Linked DNA regions of Homo sapiens: region 1 is linked to region 2. Evidence: read pairs that join two places in POLR2A ChIA-PET (ENCODE). Cell type or tissue: PC-9. All regions are shown on one strand. Region 1 overlaps SNX27 (sorting nexin 27). Region 2 overlaps SNX27 (sorting nexin 27).

Region 1 (5,000 bases), 76 kb after region 2:
ACCAGGTAATTGCATTTGAATGGGATGAGATGCAGCGATGGGACACAGATGAAGAAGGGATGGCCTTCTGTTTCGAATATGCACGAGGAGAGAAGAAGCCCCGATGGGTTAAAATCTTCACGCCATATGTGAGTGCAATTTGGGGAAAGTAACTGGGACTTAGTTTGTTTTTTTGTTTTTTTTTTCAGCTAAATGCATAAATGGAGAGAGAGATAGAGCTAGTAGTTGTCTTGAGATCCGAACCTGTTTGAATCCTGGAGCCCCCAGATTCATCCTGTTTTTGCTTTAGGCCTGACTGGAATTGGCAATTTCCTATCCCACTTGGCTCGTAGTTACCACTAGAAGGAGCTAGAGAATAGTGGATGAACCAGGCCTGGGTTTTATGGTACTTGTCAGGGTTTTTCTCTAGACTGAGTTTGGAAGATGGGATGACTGGGGACAGGAGTTCAAAGGCACAGTCCTGAGATGCCTGCTCTTGAGAAGTTAGTGAGTGTCACCACCTTTTTTTTCAGTTCAATTACATGCATGAGTGCTTCGAGAGGGTGTTCTGCGAGCTCAAGTGGAGAAAAGAGGTAATTCTGAACAGTCCTTGAATTGACCTTTTCATCTTTTTGTTTCTTTAAAATTTATAGGCCTGTGGCCAAATACCTGGGACCCTCACCTCCATCTCTGTCTTTCTAGGAATATTAGTTAGAGACTGATTATCTCATGTGAGCCAGGACATTCTTCCAGCAAGGTTGGCCTCTGGATGGTGAACGGGCTGTGCAAAAAAGCCCTGCTTCTTCCCTTGTCTAGAGGGTGGACATTGGCTACAGGCTCTTCCATCTCTCATGACTTCATGGACCCTCCTCTGCCAGTTTTTTAAATCAGATCACCCTCCATGTTGTTCCTGACCCACAGGGGAAGCTGTCCTCAGTTGTAGCCGTCTTGACTGGATGAGTCCTGGCAGTCTTTCTAGGCGAACCAAGAATGTTTGTGTGAGGGAAGGTGTTTGCTGTTGCTTTACTGCTGTCTGTATGTGCCAGTGCTGGAACAGAATTTGGAAGATTCTGAATAATTAGTTACTTATTCTCAAAGAAAATCTTTGAAAGAATCAGGAGGTCAAGTCAAGAACATGAAAATTTATATTTTAGTACAGTAGAAAGAACATTGGGCTCTGGGAATTTTATCTGGGTTTTCTCCTGGCTTTTTTTTCCCTCTGTGTAATTTTGGGTAAATCAGCCTCCCTAGCTTTCAGTTTTCTCTTCTGTGAAACAGGAAGACTGAACCACGTAATTAATATCCAAGGTCCCTTCCGGCTCTAAAAGGCTATGATTCTAGATGAGAAGTTATATCAAGAAAGATGTGGCCAATCAGATTGAGTCATCCAGGCATACCTTTTTAGCTTCTGTTTGTGGAGTTGTCTCCAGATAAGAGGAGATGTGCCTTCCCAATAACTCTTTTTTTTTTTCCTTTCAGAACATTTTCCAGATGGCGAGGTCACAGCAGAGAGATGTGGCCACCTAGCCTTTCCTTATCCCCTTCCCTTCCCTTCACCCCCATCCTCTTACTCCTTTCATGTCCCATTTCAGACAGAGTAACCATTAACAAAAAAGAAGAGAAAAAGTTAAAGTCGTTATATTCAAAAGCCCTAAACTAAATATTATTAATAACCCCCTCTGAATTTCATGTCTCTGGAATTGAGGTGGTAGTGAACAGCAGATCGGTCAGCACCAGAAGTCAACTGAGTTAAGGCAGGAAAAGAAATAAGCCCAACCAACTTGCCAAAGGTATCTTTGTCCTTTCACCTGGGCCTCATACCAACAGCCTCTCCTTGTACTATATTTTTAAAACTGGAACTATGAACTTCATCCATTTGCACTGTTCAGACATATATATGTATGTATGTAAAAATTATATATACACAAATTAGCTGCACGTATATACATATATATATTTCTTTTTAAATTTCATATTGATGGCAGTACCTTTTTTAGCTTGTGTTTTTACACACCTTTCACTAGAATCCATGACCTCCCTCGTGCTCTCTTTCTTTTGAAACAAACTTTAAAAAGGAAAAAAAAGCATTTTACAGGGAAAAATACCTCTCCTCATGAAGGACTTGAAAAGTTTACAACCTGCTTGGATTTTTGCCCCTTTTTTTGTATTGAGTATAGATTCCGGCTCATGGGTTGCCATAGAGTCTAGGAACAAGGAGTATAGTTTCTTTATCTTCCAAGAGGGTGCTGGGGAGGAGAAAGAGGTGTGTTTCTCAAGGTTAACAGGCTGTAGTTCTGCAGGGAGAGCCTGAAGTCCTGGTATGGGCTCTTGATTCTGTGACAATTTTTTTGATCCATCTATTTCTCTCACTCCTGGCTTTCTAGCCACATTCTGCACCTCCTTCCTGCTTTCCTAGAGCCTCGGTATGCTTTCCCTCAACCGACCCTGGCTCAGGAGGTTGATGCCATGGGAACCTGAACCTGAAACACTTCATGGTAGTAATTTCCTGTTTTCCTTGCCTTTTTTTTTTTTTTTTTTTTTTTTTTCTGAGACAGGGTCTTACTCTGTCGCCCAGACTGGAATGTGGTGGCATGAACATAGCTCACTGTTACCTTGAATTCTGGGCTCAGGTGATCCTTCCGCCTCACCCTCCTGAGTAGCTGGGACTACAGGTGTGCACCACCACACCTGGCTAATTCTTCTTAAAATTTTTTTGTAGAGACAGGGTCTCACTATGTTGCCCAGGCTGGTCTCAAACTCCTGGCCTCAGGTGATCCTCTTGTCTCAGCCTCCCAAAGTGCTGGGATTACAGGCATGAGCCACTGTGTCCTTCCCTGCCTTTTTTGCAGCAGGGATAGTACTCAGGACCAGAGTTAAGCTGATACCTTAGGCACACAGGTTGGACTTACATAGAGGAAAGAAAGCAAGAAATGCCCTATGTACATGAGGTTTTACCTCCTCCATTCCTGACCAATAACCACCCATAACTACGGCATTCTCTGTGACTTCCTTAAACAGCAGTGATGGGAAGGGATCCAATAGTATCTTCAAGGCCTTGGGGAAACTTGCAGTGGGTCAGTGGTCTGTGCCAACCAAACGATAGCCCCATCCAAGCCAGCTGAGAACCTAGGAAGGAGTAGTAGGAATATGGTTGATTAGATTGGATCTCCCAAGTTTTAATTGAAAGGAGACTGAACGAAAACCTTTCTGCTTTCTGTCCGTTAAAGAGCTCCTCATCTGATCTTGCAGCTAGACCCTTTGAGACTTAAGAGCTGCATCCCAGGATCAGAAGCCAGGGCTAATTGGGGTAGGACAATATTCCCAGCCCCTAAGCTCTGTAGATAATGCATAAGAAGCACCAAGTCAGGCTCAGATGCAACTAAAACACATCTTTGAGCCTTTTCTTTTTCCCTTCTCCCCTTTCTAAACAAAAACCTTCCTAGGATGGCATCTTTTGCTCTAACTGGGAGACAGTCATAATTGGTTGTAGTCAATTCTACTAAGCAGTGTTGGGGTGGTTGGAAAGTCTCTTTTTTGTAATTTGTTTTTGCAAATCATTGTGAGGCCACTTTTTCTTTCTTTCTTTCTTTCTTTCTTTCTTTCTTTCTTTCTTTCGTTCTTTCGTTCTTTCGTTCTTTCTTTCTTTCTTTCTTTCTCTTTCTTTCTTTTGCTTTCCTTCTTTCATCTCTTTTTTGTAATTTGTTGTTGCAAATCATTGTGAGGCCACTTTTCTTTCCCCTTCCTTCCTTCCTTTTTTTCTGTTTTTTTTTTTTTTTTTTCCCAGAGTCTTGCTCTGTCGCCCAGGTTGGAGTGCAGTGGCACGATCTCGGCTCACTGCACCCTCTGCCTCTTGGGTTCAAGCGATTCTCCTGCCTCAGCCTCCCAAGTAGCTGGGATTACAGGCATACACCACCACGCCCCACTAATTTTTTGTATTTTTGGTAGGGCGGGGTTTCACCATGATGGCCAGGTTGGTTTTGAACTCCTGACCTCAAGTAATCTGCCCACCTCGGCCTCCCAAAGTGCTAGGATTACAGGAGTGAGCCACTGCGCCTGGCCCACTTTTCTTTCTTTCCTTCTTATTTTGTTATGCTGGCAGCCATTTGCCCCTGCATGGTATGGGATCAAAGAGGACAGCCTTTCCTCCCTCACCTTCTCCAAATCTAGGTGAAATCACAGAGTACAAAACGTGAGAATGCTGAATGTGTAAAGTTGCAGAGGGATCCCTAATTTGAAGACTTTGACACAGAACTAACTTCTTTTGACTTAAATGAATTTAAAATGAGCCAAAGGACCCTGAAAAGAAGACATGTTGATTTCCCACTCCTAGATGCTAAAGAGACTTGGCACCAGCTTTGTTCAAACTGTAAAAATAGCAATTTGCCCCTACTCGCTCAGAGTGGGACAGTAGTGAACAGAGCTGGGATTCCATGCGACAGCTTGAATGCTGACCTTCAGACATGAGACATAGGGATTTGGAGGCCCCTTAGAATGGGTAGATGGTGTTATGTTCCCTTTCTGGCATAGCATTCACTTGGTGCTTTGGAGATTAGGTGAGGGCCCTATAGGTAGTTGGCCTGTTGGCAGAATTTATTTAGGAACAGCCCTTTTGAAAGTGTCCCAGTAACAACGCACCCAGCTGCAGCAAGGAGGTGGGGAAGGAGGGCACCCCAAAGGACAGCGCCTTCTTCTCTTCCACCCATGCACGGCCTTGGGTGATGGAGGCGGGTTCCCTGTGGCTGCGTGGATCCCATAGGATCAAGCCCTTCTTTGCATGAAGCAGTGTTGTGACTCTTCTCTCTCCCCTTCCTCTGCACTTCCTTTCTGTAATCCCTACTGTTCTTCTTAGTCCCAGCTTCTGCCCAGGGAGGCTTCTACCCAGACTTCTTTTGCAATTTGTCCCTGGGAAGAGGGGGTCTCCCAGTGCCCCCAGCTTCATCCCAGCAGAACCAGCAGGATCCTCCTGGTCTCTCACTGGCCTTCCTCCACACTTGGTTTCTATCCTCAGGGGTAGAAGCTCA
Region 2 (5,000 bases):
ATCATGGTTATTGATCAAAGGAAATTTGTTTGGCAGCGGTTCTCAGGCTTTAGGGTACATGAGAAGCACTTGGGTGTGCTTATCTAAAGTACAGATTCTCAGGCTCACCTTTTAAGGGTTATGATTCAGTAGATCTTTCATAGGGCCTAGAAATCTTTATTTTTTTACTCCTTTGCCAGGTGTGGGTAATGCAACCCACATACTCAGTTACATGCCCAGGGTGATGCAGTAGGTTGTAGGCCTTGGATTCTCAGTTCATTTTATCTTCATGATTATATTGAGAGTAATGAGCTAAGGTTATACCAACAAATAGTGAATTGTTAGGCTCTCGAATTCCAACCTAAGTGGAAAATCAGTTAAATACTAACTGTTCTATCTGATCGTCTATACTTTATTTATTGGATCTTGCTAAGCTCTTGAAATAAAGATGGATGGTTAAGAGGTAGCACAAGTTAATATTAATAGTTATAATAATCATTTTACTGCTTTGCAGCGTGTATAGTGTGTTATAGTTTGTAGTTTTATTTATTTATTTATTTATTTATTTATTTAGAGACAGCGTTTCACTCTTGTTGCCCAGGCTGGAGTGCAGTGGTGCGATCTCGGCTCACTGCAACCTCCGCCTCCCGGGTTCAAGCAATTCCCCTGCCTCAGCTTCCCAAGCAGCTGGGATTACAGGCATGTGCCACCACGCCCATCTAATTTTTGTATTTTTAGTAGAGACGGGGTTTCTCCATGTTGGTCAGGCCAGGCTGGTCTCAAACTCCCCACCTCAGGTGATCAGCCCGCCTCGGCCTCCCAAAGTGCTGGGATTACAGGCATGAGCCACTGCGCCCAGTCAGTCTGTAGTGTTTTTACATCTGATCTTCACACAGTCCTGTGAGATAGGAAGATTATAAGCTCATCAAGGGCAGGGACTACATCAAATACTATGTATTTGTTGTATCCCTAGCCAAATGTCTGGTGGCCCATGGAAAGTATTCTTCAGTAAATACTTGCCAAATGAATATATGAGTATTATCCCTATTTTATAAGACAGGAAATGGAAACTGAGTGTTGTACCAATGAATGGCAACCAGAATTAAATCCAGATCTTTGGATTCTAGATCTTGAATATTTTCTCTTTTTAGAGCTGTTTTTTTTTTTTTTTTTTTTTTTAAAGAGATAGGAGTCTCACTATGTTGCCCAGGCTGTACTTGAATTCTGGGCTCAAGTGATCCTCCCACCTCAGCCTTCCGAGTAGCTGGCACTACAGGCATGCACTACCACACCTGGCTAATTTTTTTGTACTTTTTTTTTTTTTTTGTAGAGATGGGGTTGCCATGTTGCCCAGTGTGGTCTTGAACCCCTGGCCTCAAGTGATCTGCCCACTTTGGCCTCCTAAACCGCTGGCATTGCAGGCTTGAGCACCTGGCTGCTTAAAATTCAGTTACATTCATATAAACGTCGATAGTGGTTGAACTTTGGTTCTACTATTGTGAAATGTAACTATTTTATATCTTTATTTACTCACTATTACCCATTGTTAAATTGGATGAGAGACAGGGGACTAAAGCAGGCATTCTTTGCCTTTATTATTGCTATCTTTACCCTGTTGGTTATCAGTGAAGACAGCAGAACAATCATTTTTAAATTCCTTTTAATTTCACAGGTAGTTGAGGTTGCAAACAAATAAAACTAAATTTGAAAATAGCATTACCTTCCCCTCAGAAATCACTTCCACAGATTGCTGTAACCAGGAAAATATATTTTATTAGTAGCATAACAATTTGTCTGGGTCTTTTAACTTATTGTGAAGAACAGTTCTTTTTCCATCCACCACTGACCAGTTTTTTTCAGATGAGGGCCTGTTACCATGCTCTCAAAGATAATTATTTTTCTAGGTAAGTCCCATTGGGAATAATTCTTATGACCTTGTAGATAAGCAAAGAGACTTAATTGACAAGCAGACACTTAACAATTTATGATCACTGCTCAAAATGCTTTTTGAGCATAATCTTTGGCAGGTTCATTCATTAGATGATGGCATTGCTGACAAAAGGATATTGTGGTGGTTTAGGTTAGAGCCATTTAGGTTCATTCTTTTCTTCCACCTCAGCTATACAGATGTTTTCTGTGCTTCTTGGGCAATCCAGTAAGAGCCCATGGATGGGTTGGTACAGTTCAGCCCACATTTGGAAAAAAATTTTAGGCAGTTTTAAAATATCTTTTAAAAAATTGCAGCTCATAGTAAGAGATACATTTTACATTATAACCTAATATATATGCAAAAAAAAAAAACACCTGAAATAAGCTTCACAAAAATTATGTTTACTGGCCAGGCACAGTGGCTCACGCCTGTAATCCCAGCACTTTGGGAAGCCGAGGTGGGCGGATCACTTGAGCTCAGGAATTCGAAACCAGCCTGGGCAACATGGTGAAACCTCATCTCTGCAAAAAATACAAAAGTTAGCCACGTGTGGTGGCGCATGCCTATAGTCCCAGCTACTCAGGAGGCTGAGGTGGGAGGATTGCTGGAGCCTGGGATGTTGAGGCTGCAGTGAGCCATGATCACATCACTGACCTCAAGCCTGGGAGACAGAAACCCTGTCTCAAAAATAAAACAAAACTGAACACCAGAGTGCATGATACCAGTAAATACAGTTTTTTTGGTTTCTTTTTTCCTCTCACCTTAGCCTTCCAGAAAGCTGGGACCATAGGCGTATGCCACCATGCCCAGCTAATTTTTTGTATTTTTTGTAGAGACAGGGTTTCACCATGTTGCCCAGGCTGGTCTGAGATTCCTGGGCTGAAGTGATCCGCTTGCCTCGGCTTCCCAAAGTGCTGGGATTACAGGTGTGAGCCACCGTGCCGGGCCCACTCTGGTATTTTTTAGTTTGTTCATATTTTGAGTTTCTTTGTTCTGTTTTTTTGAGTGCTGGTGGTGGCCTGGTACATTAATTTCACAACTCATTAGGTTGTGATCCACTGTCTGAAAAACAGTAATTTAGGGCATCACTTTTCCTGATATTGGCATGCTAAATATTACTTCATACTCAGTTTGGTTCCACAAGTAAGCACACACTGTATATAAAGAACTGCTTGGCTTGTATGAGTCACAGGGTCTCTGCATCCCTGCCTTTGAGAAGCTTACACTGCAGTAGGGAAGGTAAACAATTTGCTGTGTGTAAAGCTAAACGAGGTAATAGAGATAAATGAAAAGCACAATCGAAGTATAGAGGCAGGAGTGAATATGCCTAAGAAGACTGGTGGGGAGACAGCTCATACAAGGCTTTTAAACTGGATTGAAGAACAAATAAAACTTCAGAGAAGGGGCAAGGATTTTATAGGTTGAGGAAAACTGTGACCAAAGAGGGGAAAATGTGAAAAGCTCTTAGGCTAGCAAGGGGCTTAAAGTTGCTGTTTGTCTGTAGACATTTGTGATGATAGAAACTGGAAAGGAAGGTTGCAGTAAGATTTTAAAAAGATGGCTTTGAATGTAATCCCAAGAAGTTTGGATTTTTTTCTCTTTATGAGCTCAGAATATAGCTGTGTGTGCATTAATACCCAGGACTTCCTGTGAATTCAGTTTTATATAATTATTTACCAGAAGAAGTTGAATAACTTTTCCAAGGCGAAAGAGGAAAATCACTATTAGAATTAGAGTAATTTCAGAGCCATCTAGTCTCTTGGACTGTCTTGTACTATATAAAGAAGGGAACTAAGAACAACTAAGCTCTGACACCCAGAACTGGGAACAGCTGGTGAGGAGCTGGTTGCCTTTAACTTGTGTTTGTATTTTATTTCACAATCGAATCCAGCTTCTCAGTTATCCTTTCTCTTTCTCTTCTGTTTTAAATGACTATACTTACTATTGTGTTTACAATTGATAACTTTCATCCTTGTGTGCTACAAGCCTGTTGTGTTCTAGCTCTACTTTCCTCCAAGTCTGTTCCTCTGATTTGAAGATGCTTTTTTTTTTTTTGTGACAGAGTCTTGCTCTGTCGCCTAGGCTGGAGAGCAGTGGCACGATCTCGGCTCACTGCAACCTCAGCCTCCCAGGTTCAAGCAATTCTCCTGCCTTAGCCTCCTGAGTAGCTGGGATTACAGGTGTGCACCACCATGCCCAGCTGAATTGTTTGTATTTTTAGTAGAGACCGGGTTTCACCATGCTGGCCAGGCTGGTCTTGAACTCATGACCTCGTAGTCCACCCACCTCGGCCTCCCAAAGTACTGGGATTACAGGCATAAGCCACTGCACCTGGCCGAAGATGCTTCTTTTAATTTAAATCTTTTATTTTGGCATACAGCATGTTGGGAGCTGAGTGGACTGAAGACGGGGGGGAAACTTAATGTGGTACTAAAGTTTACACTTAATACCTACCTTCAAAATGAAAATTCATGTGAAGCTCCTTCAAATAAGTTTAAGACCTGGTGGTGATCACAAAGTGAATTGTTGCTTTCTTTCATAATATTCGTACTCCAGGGTTAAATTTTGTGGTATGGTATTAGTCAAATGCTAGGTAGTATGTGTGTAGTCTCTTGTTTATTATTTATTGCTCCCTGCCAACTAAATAAGGTTCTCATAATAGTTGAGGAAATGTGCCTTTCTGCAAGGTATTGAGTTGCTGAATAAGGAGTTGTATTTGAGTACTCTTATGTGTACTTCCTCAGTGAACTTCCACTGATACGAAAACATCTTTTAAGAAATGGTCTGTTTTTGCTTAAGCTGTCTGAAACTTTTTAGATTCTTGTGTCAAACCTCAGAGCAAGACCAGAATGATAGGCCTATGTTTTCTACAGGCCTGATACACAAGGAATTAGCTTACTTCCCTCTGGAAAAGTACAGGCAGTCTGCAGAGAGTCAGCTGCTCTGGTGCATGCTCTCCCAGCTGCTTTCAAGAGGCTGATTACTCTTAAAGAACTTTCAATAAGATTATTAACTAGGAAGGTTGTCTCTTCCACCCGCAAATACCACAGTACTTTTATATCTATGTGTTGATCTAGTTTTATTTATATTT

The links. ChIA-PET counts read pairs that join two places held together with the same protein. Peaks named below come from ENCODE experiments on the same cell type or tissue, not always from the same donor. Only the 100,000 strongest peaks of a DNase experiment are listed, where the experiment ranks them.
Region 1: POLR2A ChIA-PET joins it to region 2 with 7 read pairs; 6 of 35 experiments call an interaction of 5 or more read pairs at or near these places.

What each region holds. Positions count from the first base shown.
Region 1 is chr1:151,692,912-151,697,911 of GRCh38, forward strand. It overlaps SNX27 (sorting nexin 27), which reads left to right. Exons shown (of 12, transcript NM_001330723.2): 10 at 1-128; 11 at 513-572; 12 at 1,459-5,000. The coding sequence ends at 1,506. Among named protein-coding and RNA genes, the nearest start is that of CELF3, 21 kb to the right of the region's middle. In PC-9, a CTCF peak has its summit at 321 (motif pointing right); no DNase peak of the experiment used is centred here.
Region 2 is chr1:151,616,744-151,621,743 of GRCh38, forward strand. All of the region lies in intron 1 of SNX27 (sorting nexin 27), which reads left to right. Among named protein-coding and RNA genes, the nearest start is that of SNX27, 7.2 kb to the left of the region's middle. RefSeq lists enhancers at 1,879-2,379, 2,380-2,880. In PC-9, no CTCF peak of the experiment used is centred here; a DNase peak (open chromatin) is centred at 3,088; H3K27ac peaks cover 1,347 bases.